2 separate regions of the Mus musculus genome follow, and region 2 is linked to region 1. Evidence: chromatin loops called from intact Hi-C (ENCODE). Cell type or tissue: heart. All regions are shown on one strand. Each heading gives the region's core, and the rest is flanking DNA. Links, peaks and the distances in the headings are about the cores only. Region 1 holds the start of Fibcd1 (fibrinogen C domain containing 1). Region 2 overlaps Abl1 (c-abl oncogene 1, non-receptor tyrosine kinase).

Region 1 (11,776 bases), core at 4,502-7,001:
TTCCCTGAGGCCTAGGCTGCATCTCCTGGGCTGCATCTCCTGGTATGATATAGGGTCTCCACAAATAGCCATGAAGTGAAGTAATGGGACAAGGATTAAAGCTGGCCCCCAGGAAGGACTTCCCACAGTAGCTTTCTGAGACATCTCCAGTTTTGTTTTTTGTTTTTTGTTTTTTGTTTTTTGTTTTGGTTTTGGTTTTGGTTTGGTTTTTGGTTTTGGGGTTTTTTTTTTTTTTTCCGAGACAGGGTTTCTCTGTGTAGCCCTGGCTGCCCTGGAACTCACTTTGTAGACCAGGCTGGCCTCGAACTCAGAAATCCACCTGCCTCTGCCTCCCAAGTGCTGGGATTAAAGGCGTGCGCCACCACGCCAGCTCCATCATCTCCAGTTTTGAAATAACTGAAGCACAGGCTTAAGCATGCTTGAGAGGTTGACTGCCGGAGGCTGGCTTGGGATCCGCTCAGCAAGAAGTCACCACTCCCTCCAAGGAGATGGTCCAGGGTGACACCTTACAGAGATCCCAGGGGAAGCCCATGTGTAGTTCTAGAGTCTTATATTTGAACACCTGACTAGACCTCGTCTTCCTGCCCAAAGGTCCACAAGACCCTTCCTGTACAGGGGGTAGGAATGATACCCTAATGAAGTTGGAATCAGCCACTTGGCCAAGGTCATCCATCCAATGAGGAGACAGTTCTGAAACAGCCAGGAAGAGCAGGCCCAAGGAGATTCCCAGGAGCAGCCATACCTGCCCGGGAGGAAGGGTGAAAACCTATGCTACGCTCAGGCCTGGCTAAGTGACCAAGCTCTGGAAGCAGCCGGTTCAGGAAGAACAGGGTGCCCCCCTCCCTCTGTCCCTTCCCCTTTGCCCCATCTGCTTCCAGAGCTCACAGGTTTGGTCCCCCTACCAGAGAGCCTAGCCCCAGCCGCCTCATCTGTTATATCTGCAGTCTCTTAGGGTGGTGTGACCAAGACATGACAGGCAAGGGTGTGAGCTAGCCTGGTGCTGGAGCAGTCTCCTTCCAGTGGGAAGAGACTGCACTTATCCCACCCTGGGAGCAAAGAGAGGAGCTGTGGCAGGGAGAACCAGCCTGTGTGGGTGCGTGGCACGCCGAGGTTTACAAATACACCAGAAGCTCACTGGTCTTCCTCGGCAGCTCAGGGGGTGTGAGGAAGAAGAGGGAAGGGTTGGTCCCTCTCACAGATGCACCAGCAAGGAACACAAGCATGTCAGGGACCACAATATGACAAGAAAACAAGGAAGAAGGCCCCAGGGGTGCTGAGGCACACCTCTCTCCCTCCCATCCCTGCCTCCTGTGACCACAACAACACACAGCGGGCACGGAGGATGGAAGGGGTGACTAATACCCCCATACCCAGCATAGGCCCAGCTGGGCTCTACCTGGTGCAGCTGGGAGCTGGTTCCCAGGGGCAGCAGAGTCCAGGAGGCCATACCTGGCCCATGACACCTTGAAGCCCCATTTCTAGCAGACTCCCCAGAAATCCCCATCCCTCCTCTCCCATGCTCCTCTTGGCGAAGTTTCAAGCATCTGACCTCAGCAATGGCCCTTACCTCAGCTGGGCTTCTGGAAAAGGCAATGGCAGGGGGCAATGGGGGAACTTGTGGCCCCAGGGAACTAGAGCTAGGGGCACAATTTAAAAAACAATGAAATTGCCTGGACTAAGAGCCCTACCCCAGGCAACCAGGGAGGCCTCCAAGAGGGAGCAGCCTCTTTCCTACCCTCTGTAGAACAGGTAGGGTGTCCCTGGGTGTGCAGTGTTTGGAGGCCTGGTGGTGTCAATCAAATGAGAAAGCACATGTCTGGACGTGGGATCCGGCCCAGGGAGGCAAATAGCAGTCAGGATCTTTAAGATACCAAAAGGAAGGAAGACTGGACCAGGTTGGGGTAGCCTTGAAGTTTCCACTGCTCCTTTAAGATCTCAGCAGGAAGGGCCCTGCCACCTGGGGACACAGTGAAGACTGGAAGAGTTAAGAAGGGGGACAGACCACCCAGGGAGGCAATGGAACCAGTCTGAGGTTAGAAAAGTAGAGTCCCTGCTCTCTGGCCCACATGCTGTGTGGCTTGGGCATATTCAACCTCCCTGATCTTCATCTGGGATATGGGAAGTGTATACTAGTGAAGAGCCAGCTTTGCAAACAAGCTAGCCGGTCCCCTTACCAGACCAGTGTTACTCGGAAAGAAAGGCAGGTTGCAGCTTTGATTAGTGAGGAGTGGCCACGCCCACCCCTGCCACCTCCTCCTTCTCTGGTTGCAAACTCTCACTGTTCCTTCCCCAGTGACATCTGTCTGGGAGAAATTTAAAATTTAAAACGGGCAGCCCCATTATCTGCTCTCCTTGGCAAACGGCCTCCTCAATTCGCTTGTCTATGCCAGTCCCTTGATGGCCCAGCCTGGGGCAGTCCTGCGGCCACCCCTCTGCTTCCGACTCCGGATGCCCAGTACCTCAGCAGCCCCTCCCTGTTCTGTCCCAGCTGGTGCAGTGCACAGCCCTGGGCATCCTCCAAGCCGGGACACTTCACTGTCCCTGCAGAGGCAGTAGGGAGAGAGGATCAGCCAGACCCAGGTTCAAATCCCTGTAGGGCTTCGTGGCCTCGGGCTGCAGCGGGACCTCTCTGAGCCTTGCTCTCCTGAAAGTCAGAGAATCACAGTGCCTAGGCTTCTTATAGGAGATTAATATTTACTGTTCCCCAATTGAATTTGGGCGCCTAGGTAAAGAGGGCGGATCTGGGGGGCCGGTCCTGTTCTTGAAGCCTGGAAAGATGTGCGGGGCGCCTGGCACAGGTTAAGGAATTTCAAGTGAGGAGGACCCCCATTGAGGCTGTGGGCGAACGGGACTCTGCGCGCGGTCATCTGTTGGCTGTCCCCAACTGAAGGGCTGATCCACAACCAACTATAGGTCTTCTCTTCCCTCTGCACAAGCAAGCACAGGGGTCTCCGGTGGGGGTGGGGACTGGCTGCAGCGGGTGCCTTCTGCAGGGAGCCCAGAGTTCAAGACTCCGCTGAGGGGAGGAGGAGAGCAGGTGCTCCCACTAAGCTCTGCACAAGCTCACCAAACTCCAGCCCCCACACCCGTCCCCGCGCCCGTGGGTACCTGCGGTTTGTCGCGCGGTCGGTCCTCAAGTTGGGACGCGCTGCCCACGGTCTTCCACCGCTCGTGGACCATCTTCCAGCAAGACCAGCGGGGTTGCGGGGCAAGGGCGAGTGCAAAGGAGGCGAGGGGTGCACAGGGTGCGTTGCACTCGCAGGAGGTCCCCTCGGTGCCGGGGATCCGGGGTGGCCCGGGAGCGGCGGCCGCCAGCTAGGCTGCGTGTGAGCGCGTGTGATTGCTGGGAGCGCGGGCGCGAGCCTCCGAGAGCCGCCCGCGCCGCGCCGTCCCCGCGTCCCGCTCCCGCGCCTCCCGCGCGCTCCGCCCTCTTCCTCCCGGCTCAGTCTCCGCGTCTTCGTCTCGGACCCTCAGGGCCTTTTATTGCTCCCCGCGGCTTCCCGAGCACGCGCGCGCGCCCCCCGAGGGCTCTAAGAGTGACTCCCGCTCTAGCCCGGTCGCTGGGGGGTGAGGAGGACTATTCAGCAGCAGCGAGCGTGACGACAGCCACGGGCTCCTCGAGGAACCTGCGCGCCCTGCGGCGCCCCGCGCAAACTTCCTCTCGGGTGGGACTCGTCTAAGTCCCTAGGAAGGGGCTAGGCAGAGACCGTGTGACCCTTTCGGGGCTCCGAGGTTCCAGTCCCGGGGCAAGTGTGCGCGTGGCCCGCTAATCTCCAGCCCTGTGGCCTGGTGCTGGAGTCCCCGACTCCGCAGCCAGGCTGGCCCCTATGGCATCTGCCCACCCGGAGTCCCGAACAACACCTCGCTCCGCCCCGCCCCCCCCAAGCCGGCCTGGAGCTATCCCAACCGCGGGAGGAGGGATCTGAGCCACCAGTGGGGGCTTCTCAGTCGTCCCTCCCACTAGCAACACTTTTTAAAGCGTTTAATCCGCCCGAGCAGCCTTCGGAGGTAATTGACAAAGTCCTTAATCTGCGCGGTTAACGAGCTGCTGTTGTGACTCCGACCGCGTGGCTCCCACGCGCCCCACGCCGAGCCCCGCCAGCCGCCCTTCCCCCCAGCTCCGCAGAGACGCCTGGGCCCCCCGCTATTTCTTAAAGCTGTTTTCCGGCTTCGGGGCGCTCTGGCCGCCTTGCTGTTCCCTGGCACCGGCGTCGTCTCTCTCCCACCGGTTTCCAGTCTGTTGCCTCATCTTCGTCTACGTCCCTCTTCTCGTCCCTCTAGGTGCCTGGCAAGCGTGGGGCAGGCTTTGCGAGGGTGGGGCCCGAGCCTAACACAGACAGAGTGGTCCCGGGACCACAGCTGAAGCTAGGCACTGTGGCCACGTGCCCTTCCAGACTGTCACCAGCCAGAAACTGGATCCCACAGTCTGCACTTCCAGTGTTCCGGGTGGCTGGGGTCTCCCGCGGTCCCAGCCCGGCTTCCGGACAGTAAGCTGCCGGAGTTACTTACTGCCCAGTCACCCCAGGCTGGGGTCAGAAGCCCACATCCTAGAGGATGAACATGTGTCGCCCTGCACACACCCCTCCCCCATGCTCCCTCATCACTTAAGAGGGTTGTAGGTGACCCAGAGATCCTTCAGGCCTAAGCAGGAAACTGTGATTACTGGCCACTGAACCTCTCTTGACTCAGGTTCCCCTTGTATCCAAAGGGTTAACAGCACCTCACTCTGAAGGGCTCTCTCTTCCGGGGTTCAGAGGCAGGCACCATACATAAGCATCTGAGGGGTTAGTGTTAGCTGGGGTTCATACTTCCCGCTATAAACGCAGGCAGGCTTCTGCTCTCTCGGAACCTGTTTCCTCATTGAGCAAGCAAGGATGGAAATGGACGAAGGCTTCCCAGCGCCCTCACAAGAAGCAGGCATTAGGGATGGAGAGGTAGCTCAGCAGTTAAGAGCCCTGGCTGCTCTTCCAGAAGTCCTGAGTTCAACTCCCAGCAATCACATGGTGGCTCACAACCAGCTGTAATGAGATCTGATGCACATTTCTGGTATATGTCTGAAGACAGCTACAGTGTACTCATATAGATAAATAAATAAATAAATAAATAAATAAATAAATAAATAAATAAATAAATAAATAAATAAGAAGCAAGCATTAATTAAGGATCCCAAGTCTGATTCTGCAGTTCCCCGGGAAGAGCTAGGCAAGGTGTACACTAAAAATCACCCTGGGCAGTCCTGGTCTGGAGATGTGGTCCAAAGGTCCCTGGGTGTACACGGAGAGCTGTCAGCCTGTTTAGGATGGTGATACTTGGTTCAGGGGACGCCACTTTGATGGTTAAGACAAGGGAGGCCAAACTCTGAATGGGAGACACACGCAGGTGTGCATGGGCGCCTTCAGGACATTCTGCTTCTGGGTCTGAGGAAGGACAGGTAAGCGGGGGCCACCTAGTGGCTCCTCCCAGCAGTGTTTGCTGCTGGGACCTGTCACCAACTCAGCAAGAGTCCCCAGTTCTCCTGTCTGCTGGAGTGCAGATAGGGGTGGCCTTGCCCTATCTCCACTCTGCCACAGCTGTGCTCTCAGCTCAGTTGACACTAGGACGATCAGTGGTGGCCCTGGGTTGGCAGGAGCACACTCAGCCCCTGTACACAGCACCAGCCCCTAGTGTACACAGGCCCATCAGCCCCATGGGGAGGTGTGAACGGGATGCACGGATGCAGGAGAAGCTCCTGGGAGGAGCCACAGAGCAGAGCAGACCAACACTGTGCCTGTGTGCTGTGACTTCTTGCCAGGCTGATAGGGGCCAAGTGACAGGGACAAGTATGGCTGAGCTAAGCATGCTGGCCTCTGCAGATGCAGCCTTTTAGCCAGCTCAGGGACCAGGCAGGGCTTCACGGAACCCAGGACTCCTGAACTACAAAGACTTAATCCAGCTGGGTGTGGTGGCGCACGCCTTTAATCCCAGCACTTGGGAGGCAGAGGCAGGCAGATTTCTGAGTTCAAGGCCAGCCTGGTCTCCAGGACAGCCAGGGCTGCAAAGAAACCCCATCTCGAAAAACAAAACAAAACAAAACAAAACAAAACAAAACAAAAAAACAAAACCAAAGACTTAATCCAGAACTCTCTGGCACTCTGATCCCACCTCTCTGGCTCACCATGTATTCAGGGTGGTGGTGGTGGCTGTCCTCCTCCCCCTCCCCCTCCCCCTCCCCTCCCCCTCCCCCTCCCCTCCCCCTCCCCCTCCTCCTCCTCCTCCTCCTCCTCCTCCGCCTCTTGCTCCTCCTCCTCCCTTCCCCAAGTCCCCTGAGCGTGAGAACTCCAACTATCAGGCAGTTTCAGTCTGGAAATTTTAGTTGAGATTCTAGAGAGAGGGTCTGGCCAGGTCCTGCCCTTCCTTCTGAACATGGATCCATCAATCGCAAGATGTCAGCTGGCCCAAGGTAGCTGTCCTCCCCAGGGGTCCTCACTGCAGTGCCGTGGGGGAGTCATAGCTGCTGGCTGTCTTCACTGGGAGGGGTACTGGATAGATGGTGAGGACAGAAGTGAAGAGAGACAAAGAGGAGAGTAGCTGGGGGCCTGGAGTAACAACATGCCTCTGGACTAGCCTCAGTGGTCGCCATCTGTGGAGCATCACCCTTCCATACAGTCCTGCATGGGGCACCAGCTACCCCAACAGATCAGAGCTATCGCTAGTCTCATTCAAGGATGTGAAGCAGAGTCAGAAATATAGTTAAATAATTTACCCAACAATCTAAAACCATGTGGTTAATGCCAAGTCGTCGTCTAGTAAGGCCCATCGTTTCTCACATGTGGAACATTATTCATTGTCAGTATGAACAGATTTCACTCAGGTCTACTCTCCAAAGACCTGTGAATTGTGGCAATATGCCCGTTTTAAAGACAAGGCAAGAGACAAAATTTGGAGCTGTGACGAAAGGATGGACCATCTAGTGATTGCCATATCCAGGGATCCATCCCATAATCAGCTTCCAAACGCTGACACCATTGCATACACTAGCAAGATTTTGCTGTAAGGACCCAGACATAGCTGTCTCTTGTGAGACTATGCCGGGGCCTAGCAAACACAGAAGTGGATGCTCACAGTCAGCTATTGGATGGGTCACACGGCCCCCAATGGAGGAGCTAGAGAAAGTACCCAAGGAGCTAAAGGGATCTGCAACCCTATAAGTGGAACAACAATATGAACTAACCAGTACCCCGGAGCTCTTGTCTCTAGCTGCATATGTATCAAAAGATGGCCTAGTCAGCCATCACTGGAAAGAGAGGCCCTTTGGACTTGCAAACTTTATATGCCCCAGTACAGGGGAACGCCAGGGCCAAAAAGGGGGAGTGGGTGGGTAGGGGATTAGGGGGGTGGGTATGGGGGACTTTTGGGATAGCATTGGAAATGTAAACGAGGAAAATACCTAATTAAAAAAAAAAAATAAAGACAAGGCAACTGAAGATCAGAGAGGCTCAATACCTTGGCCAAGATCACACAGTAGCTGGTAGATCCAGAATTTGAATCCTGGGCTGTGCTCTGCTGGAGCACAAGAGTCTCAGCCTTGCTGGGCTCTGATATTCCCAGAGAGCATTGAATGCAGCAGAGCTCCGGAACGTGGGCTGCATGTCAAATGTGCCTGTCTCCTGCCTGTCTCCGGAGACCTGGAGGCAGTGGGCCAGGAGGTCAAGACCTCTGGCCCTTGTCCACCCACCTCTCCCCGTTCACCGCCCGGGGCACTTCACTCTTCTGGTAAAGCGGTTTCGACTCACTTCTGACAGTCACATTTATCATTAAAAATAAATTCATCCTGGCTCCCCTTGGCATGGGAAGGTGCTGTGCAGTGATTCAGTGGGCTTGTCACCCTCTTGGTGAGACGCGGAGAGCTGAACAACTGGATGGGCTCCAGCGCCAGCGCCTCATTTTCTGCACTGGAGCCAGAAATGTACAGTGGGCTGACATTTAATTTAGAATCCAACATACCTTGACACAAACTCATAATACAAAGGCGGGGGTGGGTGGGGGCTGCCAAGCTGGGCAAGGGTGGGGGAGTCCGAGTGACGGGATGGATTTCTTTCTTTCTTTCTTTTTTTTTTTTTTTTTTTACTTTTGCTTTGTCAACATGATGACAAGCCAGAGGCTGCCATCAGAGGCAAGAATTAGCAGAGACCAAGTATGTGTATAATGTGTGTGTGTGTGTGTGTGTGTGTGTGAGAGAGAGAGAGAGAGAGAGAGAGAGAGAGAGCTGCTGTATGTCCATGCCTCAAGTTCACTGGTCAGCGTCCTTCGACTCTTGAGGTTAGTCCGTCCTATGTTACATTACTGGAGGAGCATGCGCCAAAGCTGAGCTGTGACGGCCAGCGCTGGTGCCGGGAGCTGGACAGTACTGCCCTTTCATAAATGGCACCTGCACTGTCCATCCCTGTGTCCCTAGCACTTTGCCCAGATCCTCTGAGATATACTCAGAGGATAGCACTCAGTAAATACAGGGCATGAAGGAGATATGTCATTTTAAACATTTCAGCAGAGTTTCTCTCAGATAGAAAGCTAGGTTTTATTGGACAGAGCAGTCTGATGGGCCATTTAGTTGTCGAAATTGGAGGTTCACTGGGCTGGGGAGATGGACATGGTTCACTGGGTAAAGTGCTTGCTCTGCGAACATGAGGATCCCAGCACCCACATAAAAGCGGGGTGCAGCACATCTGTATCTCCTAGCACTGGGGTGCAGAAACAGGATTCCTGGCACTTGGGGCCAGACAGTGTTACCAAAGTGGCAAGCTTCAGGGTCCTTGAAGTCTTTATCTTTACAAAAAAGAGGTGGGCGATGATACATACAAGTGCTGTGGCATGCAAATATACACATACATGTGCTCATAGTGCACGCGTGTGCACACACACACATGCATGCACACACGCACACACACTCACTGGGAAGGAGAGAGTGGAGCACAAGAGACTCAAGAAACCCAAGGGGAGTGAGGACCTGTCCAATGGAGGGTTGGGAGAAAACAGAGAGGAGCACCCTGGAGGGAGGGTGGAGACGACTCTGTGGAGGCCATGTGCTTCTCAAGACCCTGGCACCCCTGAGGCTGGGCAAAAATAAGTCAGGAAAAAGGAGAAGAGGGGAGCGGGGAACCCCAGATGCAGAGAGTCTACCACTAGGCAGAAAACCCAAGCCAGCGGGACAGGAAGCAACTGGGGTGTCCCAGGCCAGCTTGTTTAAGTGTCTACCCTGTAACTGACCTCTGAGTGCCCTCCGTATTGCCACGTGACAGGAGGAGATGCGGGGGTGTGGGGGGTGGGGAACCCATGGAGGTCAGCTGCTCATTTTTAAAAAACATGGTGAGAATTCAAGCTCTCCTGCCAGACTCCAGAGTCCTCACTTCGAATTGTTTAATTTAATTTATAAGTACTGGGGAATGGGGCGAGGCAGACACCAGTGCTACAGAGCCTACGTGGAGGTCAGAGGGCAGCTTTGTGGGGTCACTTTTCTCTTCTTGCCTTTTCTTGAGTCCTGGGGAGGAAAGCAGGTACCAAAGGCCAGTCTCCAGTGCCCTTGCTCGAGCTTCATCTACCTTGTGTTCTGTGACAGTCCTCACTTGGACCTGAAGCCCACCGTTCAGGATAGAGTGGCTGGCCAGGGAGCCGCGGGGAGCCCTTTGCTCCCTCAATGAAGAAACAGGTTGCCTGCCTTGCACTAACCCCTCAGGTGCTTACTGTATGGTACCTGCCCCAAGACCCCAGAAGAGTGAGGTGCAAGGGGAAACTGAGTCTAGAAAGGCTCAGTTACCACACTGTTTCCTGCTTAGGCCTGAAGGCTATCCCATTGAGCAGCTCCTGACCCCTGGTCCAGGGCTGCTGCCATCTCTGCCTCCCTCCCCAGTGTGATTACAGGCGCACACCATCTCTCCCGGGTTTCTATGTAAGTTCCAAGGCTCAAACTCAGGTCTTCATGCTTGCAAGCACATTGCTCAGTAAGCGCCACTTCCCCAACTCCAAATGTGCAGGTCTTTTTTTTTTCTTCTTTTTTTAAGATTTATTTATTTTTATTTCAAGTGTATGGGTGTTTTGCTAGCATGTGTGTGCAGTGCTGGCAGAGACCAAAAGAGCACATGAGATCTGGGACTGGAGTTACAGATGGTAGCCAGTCTCCAAGTGGGTGCTGGGAATTGAACCCTGGTCCTCTGCAGGAGCAGCCCAACCTCTTACGTGCTGAGCCATCTCCCCCCCCCCCGCCCCACCCTTCCAAATCTGTAGATCTTATGAGGAGTCGTGTCCACCATGCCAGTCAGCATGCAGGTCACCTTGGACTCCTGCTTGGTCACATTCTCTTCAATGTTACTCCTGTTCTTGGTTCATCTTGCTTTTTATTTCTTGGACACAGCTTCCTGTAGCCCCTGCTAGCCTTCAACTCGCTGTGCAGTTGAGAATGGATTTTTCTCCTTTACCTGCCTCAACCTCCCCATGCCTAATGTTCCTGTTTTGTGTGGAGGTGGGGATGGAACCCAAGGCGTGCTGCATGCTAGGTGAGTGCTGCATGCTAGGTGAGTGCTACATGCTAGGTGAGTGCTGCATGCTAGGTGAGTGCTACATGCTAGGTGAGTGCTGCATGCTAGGTGAGTGCTGCATGCTAGGTGGGTGCTGCATGCTAGGTGAGTGCTGCATGCTAGGTGAGTGGTGCATGCTAGGTGAGTGCTGCATGCTAGGTGGGTGCTGCATGCTAGGTGAGTGCTGCATGCTAGGTGAGTGCTGCATGCTAGGTGAGTGCTGCATGCTAGGTGGGTGCTGCATGCTAGGTGAGTGCTGCATGCTAGGTGGGTGCTGCATGCTAGGTGAGTGCTGCATGCTAGGTGGGTGCTGCATGCTAGGTGAGTGGTGCATGCTAGGTGAGTGGTGCATGCTAGGTGAGTGCTGCATGCTAGGTGAGTGCTGTATGCTAGGTGAGTGCTACATGCTAGGTGAGTGCTGCACGCTAGGTGACTGCTACATGCTAAGTGAGTGCTGCATGCTAGGTGGGTGCTGCATGCTAGGTGAGTGCTGCATGCTAGGTGAGTGCTAGGTGACTGCTACATGCTAAGTGAGTGCTGTGTCGTGGAGGCCCAGCCCAGCCCTTCCTGGCCTTTTAAATACTTGGAGTGAGACCTGTGTGGTGCACCTTAGGGGCCCTCATGGTTCATCCTCCTGTGTCCTTGGCTCGGGCCCTTGTTGACCGTAGCTCCACCTGTGTCTCTGCTGCTGTCTCTGTGTTGGTGGGCATCTGGTCTGTTTCTGTTCAAGACTGTAAGGAAAGGTGCCAACACTGTTGTGAGCACTTGTGCACATGTTTCTGGAACACACACCTCACGCACACCCTTGGGGCACTCCACAGGAACATAGAGTGGGAGGGGCTCTAACTCTGAAAGAACTGGCCAAATGCTGTGTGTGGTGGCTGCTCCACTACTCACCCCTGCCCACAAAGTGTGGACTCCAGGCACACTGTTCTCTTCCCCACTACTCAATGGGAATCTGGGTGGTGACGTGCTCCCAGGTTGGGTGGTGATGTGCTCCCAGGTGGGTCTGTCACTCTGTCCTTTGGTTCCCTCACACCTTCACCTCATCACACCATGGCCACCATGCCTCATTCAGTGTGGACCTTTAGACTGAAGGGAGCGGTGTCTGTCCCCAAGGAATGCTCTGCGTCCCTGGGTGCCCCCTCTCAGTGCCTACCAGAGGGCTGGTCTCAACGCAGGGCAGGCAGCTCAGCTGTCAATGTGCCTCCAAGGAGGTTGACGCATGG
Region 2 (11,776 bases), core at 5,207-7,706, 61 kb before region 1:
TCCTTGAACTTGCTCTTCGGACCAAGCTGGCCTGCCCCTGCCTCCAGAGCACAGGGACTAAAGTCATGTGCCACCATGCCCATCCATATGCCTCTCTGATTTCTTTCGTCTTGAGTATTCACATCCTCCTGCCTGTCTCTGGGACAGTGTGGTGTAGCACTGTGGTTTCAGTGCAGAATCAGTCTGTTACTGGTACATTTTAATTCCTTTTCTCAGCACTGATCAGATGCCTCACCAAAAGCAACTTCCAGAAGGGAAGGTTTGTGTATTTGGCTAGTCCTGGTGGGGCTGGCCTCTCGGTAGATGCTGCTGCTTGCTCATAGCCCAGAGGATGAAGAAGCAGAAAACAGGGAATACACTGGCTTTCTTTATCTCACTCCAGTACATCAGCCCATGGGACGTGCTGCCCACATTACTGGGCACGGTCTTCCCCACCCAGTCCATGCTGGAGAACCCATCACAGAAGCACCCAAGCTGCGCTTCATCAGGGAAGTGCCCTAGGTGTTTCCTAATTCAGACAGTCTAGCCACGCAACTTGCAGTTAGAGCCACTGCCCCAGCTGTGTTGGGTAAAGCTAGATGTTTATGCTGGGGAGTAGACTCTGGGGTGGTGGCCCTTTGAAAGAGCCCTCAGGCTACAAAGTGCCTTTTCCCCTGGAGCGGACAGCTTGCTCCCATCTGCTTTCTTTTTAACATAGCCAGCCAGGCTGTTTTAGGATAATCACTGAGGTCCACACTGAGCAAACATTGCTGTCTTGTCCCCAGAATCCTTTAGTCACCAGTCTCAGAACAGTGCAGCCAGGTGGATATAAGAGGCAGCTCTGTAGCTTGTGCTTAGGCTAAGTACTGCTCAGAGTGGGAAGTGTTGAGATCCCTCTGTCTAAAGGCTGGTATGTGTCTCAGTGTGGAGAGGCCTCTCCCATGGCCAGCAGCTCATCGAGCAGCTTGCTCTCTGCCCCTTCCTGGACAAGGTTCTATCAACTGTTGAAGCATTCAGAGCTTTTGGAGACTTCTCAGCCCTTGATGAGGCTTCTATCTGTAGAGAGTATATACAAGGAAGCTGTATTGGGTGGAATCGTGTCCCTAGAGTGGGAGATATGCGTCAGGATTTGGGAGGTACCACAGCTCTGGGTGGGATAGTGGGGCTCAATGCTGAAGAATGCTCCCCACATAGCTTTGCTTCGATGCAATCCTCTGATTACTTAAGAGAACATTTAAAAACAGTGGGAGGCACAGACTGGGACTGATAATGCTTATATTTTATTTCAAAATCAGCCAATCCTCAACCAACAAGTGGGTACAGAAGATCCTTCTGAAGGCCCAAGGGATCTCTGTTCTGTCCTCATGACTCCCGTTTCCCTCTTGAGGTGTTCTGTGCTTTTCTGAGGCCGTTTGGGCAGGGCTTCCTCCTGGGTGACTCTGCCTCTCTTGCCTTTCGTTCCTACTCCTGCAGCCACAGCCGTGTATTCCCGGCTCCCAAGAGCCTCAAAGCCTTTCCTTTTCTTGAAGTTTCCACAGAGTCCATTGTTCTCATGGTGAGAAGCAATAGGCTGGAATTAACCGAATGGAGCCCAGGCAGGAAGAGTTGGCCCCAGGGCCTCTAGGTTAACTGGGCTTTGCCTTCCCTGGGAGGGAACGGTGCTGTCGCCATTCTTGAGGAAGGAGCTGCAACAGGGTGGGAACAAAAGGGTTCCGAGAGGGTCTGTGAACAGCTCGGAAGACCTGGGTTCAGTTCTTAAGCACAGATGGCATGTGCCCATGGCTTGGCACCAAGGAGAGTCGGTATGGGGGTTTCTTCATGAACAGGAAGAGGCAGAGCCCTGGATGGCCATGCTGTATGCTTGTGGAGCAAGCATGGCACAGAACAAGTCCCGTAGGGTACTAGCTTCCCCTGCTTCTCTGAACACACCGTGAAATCCCCTTGCTCATCCTGATTATCACTGAAGTTCTGCTCAAAAAACTAGAGCAGGCAGAAGGCAGCCGCCAGAGTGGACGTGTGACTCTAGGAACATGGCCGGGATGGAGCCACAGTGTACCTGAGGGCAGCCGGCTGTAATATTGAATGATGCCATGTAAATTTTAGGTTGGAGAATGAGCTCAGTTATAGCTCTCTGGGGAGTGGCAGAGATGGGGAGCTGTCCCCCGAAACTGTACAGAGTACACTGTGTCTGCGATCAGCATTGAGGGGAGGGCTGTGGGCAACATTGTGTGGGTCTCAAGTTTATGGTGGGGCCACCTCACCCCTTCCTTCACCAGCTCATGTCCTAGTCTAACTTCCTGTGGCTCCAGAACGGTTCATACAGCCTCTCTAGGTGCTCTGAGGTGAGAGGGGCTTCTTCAGCCTGGAGGGTTCTGTGCTCAGAGGCAGCTTCTCACACAGAGACCACAGTTGTCACACAAGGGTGAGGAACACGTCTAGGCAAAGCTTGGTTGTCCTGGACTTTTATTTTAGTAGAATTATAGATTCAAATTTGGCTTGCCTGAGTTTAAAAAAAATGTGTGTATATCTTCTGGACAAGCAGAGAAGGGAGCTTGCTACCCCCTTGTGGTTATCTCCTTTGTAAGCCATAGAAAATAATTGTGTCTGTATTTGATTGCCACAGTGAAATAACCCGAAGCAGCTAATTCACAGAAACAGTTTTATTTAGCTCTTGGTGGGGAAAACTGAAAATTGAAGCAGCGTGGTACAGGTCCTTGGCCCAGGAGCAGTGGATTAGTGTAGTAGTCAGTCAGCTGATGAGGACAGGAACAGGCTTCTCATTGGAGAGGGACAGAAGGGCCGGGCTGACCCCTTTGTAACCCCCCCTTGTACTCTGGAGCAGGAGAACTCTGGACTCCCAGGAAGGCCTTAACCGCTCCTGAGACCACACCATTTAAAGCTTCCCCAGCACACCACACTGCTGCCTGGAGGCCATGCATACCGGCCGTCAGACAGCGGTGCCCAGCATAATATACAGCCTATGTATATCTTGGGCTTCCTCCTGCCTCCCTCTGTGCTATCCAGATGTCACCTTTGTAGTCACAGCCTGACCCTGTCTTACCAAGTATCAGCTCTCACAGAGTCCAGCACCCCCACAGCCCCCACTGTGAATTTGCTGCTGGGGCAAGTCAGGTTTAGTGCTTGCTGTGCCCAGAGCCCAGCTGTCTGTGTAGATGTGCATGGAGCAGTTCTTTCCCATAGCGCAGCAGCAGCAGCAGCAGCAGCAGCAGCAGCAGCAGCAGCAGCAGCAGCAGCAGGAGGGAACAAAGGTGGCTGCACTCCCATGGAGTGCTTTCTGCCACTGCTGCCCCAGTGCTGTAGCTCAGAGAAGCCTGAAAGTACTCCTACCTCATCTTCCTGTGTCCCATGTTGGAAAAGGCTATGCTGGCTCCTGGCCTGCAAGGTGCTGACCGAAACGTGGCTGGGTATGGAGCCACACTGTCCTCCACCCTGGTGGTAGCCTCATACTGGACACTGAGGGAAAACATTTAATTGGAGGGTAGGGACTAGAAAGATGTCTCTACAGGGTTAAGATTAAGAGCACTGGCTACTGCTCTTCCAGAGACTCCCAGTTCTAATCCCAGCACCCACATGATGGCTCACACCACTCTCTGTAACTCTAGTTACTTATCCTGGCCTCCAAGAGCACCAGGCATGCGCATGGTGCACATGCATGCATGTGATTACCATACTCATAAAACAAAAATCATTTAAAAATTAATTAAAAGTAATAAATTGGAGATTAAGGAGGGGAATGCTGGGTAGGGTTTAGCACTATCTATGCCCTGGGGCTTTTGAGTTCTACCCCTGCTAGAAGAAGCTGCTACAGGAGACTCTAAACAGTGTGTAAAGCCTTTCTTTCCCCCTAGGGTTTAGCTCTGTGAATAAGGACTGTTCCCTCTTCTTCCTCAGCTGTACGTGTCCTCCGAGAGCCGCTTCAACACTCTGGCTGAGTTAGTTCACCATCACTCCACGGTGGCTGATGGCCTCATCACCACACTCCACTACCCAGCTCCCAAGCGCAACAAGCCCACTATCTACGGTGTGTCCCCCAACTACGACAAGTGGGAAATGGAGCGCACCGACATCACCATGAAGCACAAGTTGGGTGGAGGCCAGTACGGGGAGGTGTACGAGGGCGTTTGGAAGAAGTACAGCCTCACTGTGGCCGTGAAGACCTTGAAGGTGGGTAAGGGGGTGTGTCTGCTGTGGCTCGGCAGCGCCTCAGGCCTCCTCGGCATTGGCTCTGTGTGAGGCTGAGTGTCTTCCATCTGTGGCTTTGCAGATGGTGAGCACTGCCCAGTGCTGAGGATCGGGAAAGGCTAGTTATTAGAGGACACTTGTTCTGTAGCTGTGCTCTTTCAAAGCCTGCCTTCTGTTCTTGTTGGGTGACATGGAGGCTGCATCCCTGTGGGAGCTGAGAGAAGGAGGCACAGAGGCTGAACTGGAGGAGAATCCTGAGCCGAGTCCCATGTGGACTTCTGTGGGCTGATAGGAAAGGCAGGTGTGTGGCGTCCTGGCGTGCTTTGGTTCTCTCACATGCAAACAGAAGCAAGTCCTGCGTGTCACTAGGCTGTGGCCTTCCTTGAATCACAGGGCCACACACTTCTCCACTGTTGACCCACGTGTCGTGTTTGCAGGTGGTTCATGTTCCTCCTTGAAGATACATGATCCGAGCTTGTTCCTGTGATGAGAGTGCCCCCTAGTGTTGCACTATATTGCTTGCTTGCGCATGTCTTGGATGGACTCTGATAACCTGCTCTCCACTGACTGTGTACTTGTGTCTCAGCTCAGCCGTCCAATACATCTGTCAGCCCCGGCTCTGCCAATAAGAGACAGGAAAATAGAGGCTGGGACTTTTAATTGCCATAATAACTGTTTAGAGCAAGGCTGCATTACAGAATGAAAAGCAGCTTCCAGTCATCATATTGAGCATTTTCCTTCCTTTGGCTCCGTGGCAGAGCAGCGCAGGGGGAGGAGAGGGGCAGAGGGGGGATTGCCTGGGGGACTCTTGGGCATTTTCCAAATTCAGCTTTTTAAAATGTCATGAGTTCTTCACATGTGTTTGCCAAACAGGCTCAGTCCTGGGTGCCCACATTGGACAGACATGGACAAATCCCTGATGATGGCAGCATAGGGGGTCAGGGTGGTGCCAGGCTCTCCTGTGCGGGGAGGAGCCAGTGTTGACTGCACTGGATAGAACGGTGTGAAGCACTGCTGTGAGGAAGGGCAGAGGTCAGGAGAGACACTAGGAAGCCCTAACTGAGGAGGAGGAGGAGGAGCCACTGAGAGGTAGGCACTCAGGGTGCCATGAGTTTAGCAGAGCAGAGGGTTAAAGTGCTGCTGATCCCCTGTACACCAGGCCGCAGTGCTTGGAGGGCGAGGTGCTGCTGACAGGGATTTACAAACACAGCCAGACTTTGGAAAGCATTGGGCGTCTAAGATTCAGCAAGGAGGGGAGGATTGTTTGAAACCCTTCAAGAGAGGGCAGCAAGGCCACTCAGTAGGTAAAGTCTGAGCCTGACACCTCCAGGGCTCTCTTAACCCACATGGTAAGAGAGATCTGATTCCCACCACACGTGTGCCATGACACACACTCTTCACACAGCACAAACAAATATATGTAAAAATCAGGACATTAAAGAAGGTGGGGGTTACACAGCTGGAAGGCCCCATTGACGGGCAGTGCTGCAGCTGTGCATAGCAGGAAGTCCTCCAGAGGAGGATCTGTTCTGGTGTTTTCTCTTAAGACCTCAGCAAGTTTCTGAGAACCTCCTTAGTGTATGCACCATGGTTGGTAAAGAGCACTAGGGTCTGTTGGGTGGGTACGTAGGTAATCCTGCATGGCACCTGACCAGAACAGGGCAGGGCACTCACTCTGGAGGTGTGTTAACTCAACACACACACATGCAGCTTGCTAAATAAACTGCCCCCACGCGGCCTAGCCCTGCAGGAGTGAGGCTCTGCCGTCTGCTATCCATTTCTCAGTGAGAGGCGTAAAGGATTTTGGCTCTTGACCTCCTTGGCAGAGTTGAGAACCACACAACTTACAGAAATGGTCAGTTGCTGAGTTAGTGTAGCCTAGTGCTCTGAGTGTGCGATGTACAGGTCGATACAGCAGCTCCTTCACTCGTGGTACTGAGAGACGCGCGAGCACTAAGGCATCGGCACTAAAGCTGTGGGTGCTGGAGCCCTGAACCAGGACTCAAACCCAGGCACCCAGCTCCCAAGCCCAGCTCTTCACCATCTCCCTCCTTTACAGTCTTACCTCTCAGACCCCATGAAAATAAACATAAGCCTCAGTTCTGCCCCTTAGGAAAACCTTCCTCCACATCCTGTGTGTCAGTGGTTCTCAGCCTTCCTAATGCTGCAGTCCTCAACACAGTTCCTCACGCTGTGGTGACCCCATATACAGTTACTTCATTGCTACTTCAAAGCTGTAATTTCGCTATTGTTATAAAGTGTAAATATCTGATATGCAGGATATTTGATATGTGACTCCAAAGGGATTGCAACCCACAGGTTTAGAAAGACTGCTTCGTGGACTCCCCTTGCTGTGAAACTCCTCTCAAGAGAGTCCTGCTGGCCTTCAACGACCTCCCAGAGCATTGCTTCCTCCCATCCTTAGCCAGCAGGGGGCGCATGGCCTGCTTGTGTAAGGCACTCGCTTCCCAGTGCCCGTGAGAAGACAGTATTCATTAGAAAACCTTCCAAAAGAGCCATGTGCTTGTTCCATCCCTACGGCCAGAGGTAACAGCCACTGCAATTGGAGTGTGTCCCCAATCCCTGCTGGCCAGTCACTGAAAACAAGTCTAGAGGCTGAGGATGTGGCCTGGCTCACAGTACTTGTCTAGTATGCACAGAGCCTGGGATTTGATCACTAGCATGGTCTACAGCTGGAATCTCATCTCTTGGAGGGTGGAGGCAGGGGGAGCAGGAGTTTGAGGTCATCACGTGAGCCCTTGCCTATAAAAGGAAAGACAGAAGAAAAGAAAGATTCACAGAAGAGTGGGGTGAGGGTTGTAGGTCATTAAGTTGCCAGGGTCTCACACAGCAGCAAAGCCAGGTCAGCATAACTGACAAGCCATCCTCTTAGCCTCCCTATAGCACTGACTCAAAGTTCCTGCTGTCTCCCACAAGGATGGAGCCATGCAGGCCCCGTGAAGGGAGCGGTTGAGCCTTCTTTTCCCGACAAGCATAAGCACGAGGACTAAGGAGAGAAAGGAAAATCCTCCCAGTGTTTCTTCCACCTGAGCCTTCACAGTTCTGTTTGACTGTGTAAAAGGAAAATGTCTTCAGAAGGACGCCATGAGTTAAAAAATAAGCAGAGGGACCTCAGGACCTCACAGATTACAACGAGGAGCTTGTTTGGGGTTTTTTTGTGTGTTTTGTTTTGTTTTGTTTTGTTTTTTCGAGACAGGGTTTCTCTGTATAGCCCTGGCTGTCTTGGAACTCACTTTGTAGACCAGACTGGCCTCAAACTCAGAAATCTGCCTGCCTCTGCCTCCTGAGTGCTGGGATTAAAGGTGTGCGCCACCATGCCCGGCTGTTTTTGTTTTTTAAAGATTTGTTTGTATATTATGAGTGCTCTTACCTGCATGATAGAAGAGGCCATCAGATCCCATTACAGAAGGCTGTGAGCCACCATGTGGCTGCAGGGAATTGAACTCAGAACCTCTGGAGGAGCAGTCAGTGCTCTTAACTGCTGAGCCACCTCTCCAGCTCCCTGGTCTTTTAGTTTGTCTTTTAAATTTCGATATTTAAAAACATTAGGTTACAGTTTAAATGATTAATTGAATCATGTCTAATTCCAGCAGGGGGAGACAAACTCACACTTTTTTGTGAAAGGAAAAAGACCCCACAATTGCCCCATAGGCGATGTGTGTGTGTGTGTGTGTGTGTGTGTGTGTGTGTGTGTGTGATGGAGACAGACATGCAGATAGACAGGAAGGAATGATTGCACAGGGTGTGAGTACATGTGTGAGAGGCGGTGGGGATCTGCAGTCAAAGCAAGAAGATGCTTTTAAATAATTCTGCCTTGAGATCATTGGTCTTCTGGATCAGGGTACGTGGCTCCACAACAGCTGAGATTTCTGATGATGAGCCTGTGAGGTGCACTGCTATAGAACAGAAAGGTTTAGATGTTAGACAGTATCACTGGAGAGCAGTTGTGTCAAAGCCAGTTGTATTGTGCAGCATTGGCTCCTGGCTCTGGCAGGTATCCATGGTGTGTCACCGGGTACTTCAGAGTGCTGCACACTAGAGCCAGACTCGCTTTTGGGAAGCTGAGGAACAGAAGAGACTTGAAGAGCCCAGCAGCCAGTGGTGGGCGGCATGGGATGAATGTCCTCCGCACAGCTGGGCAGCAGCAGCCGCATGCTGTGGTACATGAGAGCAGCCCATGCTGTTAAAGAACAGTAGACAGCATCTCCATAGTCTTTTAGAACCCATGTTTGGTGATAACACGTCATCACGCTGGCTCTGGTCGTGATTTGCTTCTCATTGTGGCTGACCAAAGCGGAAAAGCACCAAGAACAAAAGCACACTTAGCATGAGGTCTGATGAGGCTCTCTGCCCAGGGAAGCTGATTTTCATGAAACCTCTTCCGTACCACACAGGCAGACTCCCTGCAGACACCACATGTGGCCTACTGTCCTTGCCTCCAGAGCCTTGTTCTTGCAGCTAGGGAGACCCTGCCACTCACTGTTGCTGCTTCCTGCTTGTGGGAGTTGATTCAAAGCAACAGTGGCTTAGGTTTAAGGAGGCCGAGGAGTACAGACCACAGCCCTTCAGACTCAGCCTGGAAAGGGTCCATCTCTGGCCCTGTGTTGTGTGACCTACACAGATGGTTCTCTGCGTGCTCAGAGAGCTGCTGGTAAGACTGATTTAGAATCTGGGTGATTGACCCCCTAGTCAGTGATGATTGCTTCATTAGGTGCTCATGGCAGTGCATAACTAAGTAGCTCAGGGTCTATCTGACCTGTGAGGCACTCTGGAAAGTGGATCTCTCAAGCCAGCTGCATTTCAGATTCTTCACACTGTTTCCTCTTTTAATGTTAAGGGTGTTGGGTCAGGAAGCAAACAGTACTTGTAAAAATAGTTCTAAGACCCCACAGAAGGTCCACAGCAATACCAGGCCACTCTGACCTATGGCCCATTGACTCACTGGGCCAGACAGGATACCTGACAGGAACATCTGAAGGGAGAAAAGATCCAACTTGGCTCATGGTGTCAAAGCTTTCAGTCCACCACTGCAGAAAGCATGGCAGAGCGGCTGTTCTTTGGTGGCAGGAGTGTGTGACACAGTTGTTCCCATGATTGTAGCCCAGGAAGAGAACCAGAGACTGGGTCTGACCTTTCGAGACCTGCCTGTAATGAGAACTCCTCCCAAGCAAGCCCTAGCTCCTGAGGGTTCCACAGCCTCCCACAATTGCTCCGTCAGCTTGGGGGCAGCTGTTCACAACATGAGCCCTGGGTGAGAATTTGCCCCACAGGAGTCTTCACATCACCAGGACAAGACTCCTTGAGCCTCTCAAGGGCAGTGTATCCAGTGCTCATCAGAGGCAGTGGCCTAGACTGAGGGGAGGTTGTCACTGCCTTAGCCCTTGAAGCTGTCTTCCCTCCTAGGCACTTCCTTGCTAAACAGATCTCATGCATCTGAACTTCCCTTCTGCAGGAGGACACCATGGAGGTGGAGGAGTTCCTGAAGGAAGCGGCGGTGATGAAGGAGATCAAACACCCTAACCTGGTGCAGCTGCTAGGTAACCAAGCACGGACTCAGAAGAGGAGCCGCCACTGCTGGCTCTGCAGGGCTCTGCTCCAAATGTCTGGCTGAGTGGGCACCCCTTCCTGATAAAAGAGAACTGAGTGTTTCAGGGCGTGTGGGGAGGTCAGACTAACCATGCTTTGTCTGCTCAGTTCTTCATGTGGGGTCTGGGGTCAGGCCTGCGTGGCAAGTGCTTTTATCCACTGAGCCCTCCTACCAGGCCAGGACCCCTTTTAGTGCCAGACTTTCCTAGGGCTCCTTTCCCTGAGCCACATGCTGAAGCCTCTGTGTCTGTTGTCAGGGGTGTGTACCCGGGAACCACCATTCTACATAATCACTGAGTTCATGACCTATGGGAACCTGCTGGACTACCTGAGGGAGTGTAACCGGCAGGAGGTGAGCGCCGTGGTACTGCTCTACATGGCCACACAGATCTCATCAGCCATGGAGTACTTGGAGAAGAAGAACTTCATCCACAGGTAGGGCTGGGTAAAGCAGAGGACCCAGCTGTGCGGTCTTAGGGCTCAGCCCCAGCCTTGGTCCTGGCAGACACAAGTGCCTGACGTAAGCGCTGCTTGCGGGACTAAATGCTTCAAGGCCTGGGCCAGTGGAGCAGCTAATCCCTGGGGAAAGAAGTGTTTCATTTCTGAGCCACTTCGGATTTAGTTGAATATTAAATGAAATTCGTAAAAGGCCTTCTTCCTGATAGTCTTGGTTCCCTCTGAAACCGAGCATTCCTGAGGCCAGCACTCACTCGGTAAAGCCTCTCTCTGCCTGGGCTTAGCTTCATTGTGTGGCTTTTCCTCCTTTTCTTTGTGTTTCCTTGCCTACCAGCTGTCACCGGGTTTAGGGATGTTTCCATGGCTGGAGAATTATATACATGCAAGCCGGTTGCTGTTTTTAAAACCCAGAGTGTTTTGACCTTCAAGTGTGCCACAATTATCTGGGTTTGCATGCTTTGCTGGTGGAAGTGGCTTCCTAGCAGAGTGACAACCTGTGCAGGAGGGAGCCTGATGGGCTTGGCCCAACTCCGTCATGCAAGATGTTCTCCACGCCACTGTGGTGACCTTTCCTACCCAATTAACTCAAGTGTGAAACCTCAACATGAGATTTCATAGCCAGGAATAAGTAGCGTGTATGAAATGCTGGCAGCCCCTCGGAAGACAGATCTTTTTCTGCTCCACGAGAGCCCAATCCAAATGCTCCTGTCGCTCAGCAAAGTGTAGCCTCTGATGCTGCAAATTGAGATTTCCTGACTTCTGGCTCGCCTTGCATGGCCAGCTCCGTTCCCCCTCCATTCACATACTAAAAATGCCTTACCAAAAATCCTATTAGGCACAACTCTTGTGTGTTTAATTTTTCTCTCATTGCTGGTGATCAAGCTGTATCACGCAGTCGTTGCCCTGAGCTGCCTCATACTCTCATTCCTTGGTTCCCAGTTACCTCAGGACTTCATGGTTAACAGCCATGAACCAAAGATTAGACCCTTCCTCCCGTGAAGATTCAGGAGGTGATTATATGGGAGAGTTTCTCAAACACTTGAGTCAACATCAGGAAGCAAGAAGAAAGTAGGGATATCACATACAGCTGCCCAAGGCACACCCTGTTACTGTCGTCATTTTATATGTGAGGTAATTAACAACTCCAGGTCATGGGACAGGACCTGCCCCCATTGCCACCCTGTCTGCTTGTGGTGTTGCTGCTGTAGCCCGACTGGTATTTGCTGAGGAACTGTTGCTCCACAGCAGGGTATTTGAAAGCTTCTGGGGACTACACTTGGTCTTCTTTTGTCAGCGTCATACCTGTCAATAGTAGGGGAGCTACACACCTAGGGAGTCAGCCAGGAGCACCCACAGATGACCCTTTTTCTTCCTCAGAGACCTTGCTGCCCGGAACTGCCTGGTAGGGGAAAACCACTTGGTGAAGGTGGCTGATTTTGGCCTGAGCAGGTTGATGACAGGGGACACCTACACGGCCCATGCTGGAGCCAAATTCCCCATCAAATGGACCGCACCTGAGAGCCTGGCCTAC

What was found. A loop is a pair of places that touch in the nucleus more often than their neighbours do. Peaks named below come from ENCODE experiments on the same cell type or tissue, not always from the same donor. Only the 100,000 strongest peaks of a DNase experiment are listed, where the experiment ranks them.
Region 2: a loop joins it to region 1, with 2.2 times the contacts of the local background. A loop is called at or near these places in 2 of 42 quality-filtered maps.

Annotation. Positions count from the first base shown.
Region 1 is chr2:31,842,603-31,854,378 of GRCm38, forward strand. It overlaps Fibcd1 (fibrinogen C domain containing 1), which reads right to left and starts at 3,403. Exons shown (of 7, transcript NM_178887.4): 1 at 3,109-3,403. The coding sequence starts at 3,180. In heart, for the core only: a CTCF peak has its summit at 5,454 (motif pointing left); no DNase peak of the experiment used is centred there; H3K4me3 peaks cover 99 bases; H3K27ac peaks cover 148 bases; H3K27me3 peaks cover 1,377 bases.
Region 2 is chr2:31,780,616-31,792,391 of GRCm38, forward strand. It overlaps Abl1 (c-abl oncogene 1, non-receptor tyrosine kinase), which reads left to right. Exons shown (of 11, transcript NM_009594.4): 4 at 3,892-4,164; 5 at 9,656-9,740; 6 at 10,047-10,224; 7 at 11,623-11,776. Among named protein-coding and RNA genes, the nearest start is that of Qrfp, 24 kb to the right of the region's middle. In heart, for the core only: a CTCF peak has its summit at 6,604 (motif pointing right); a DNase peak (open chromatin) is centred at 6,640.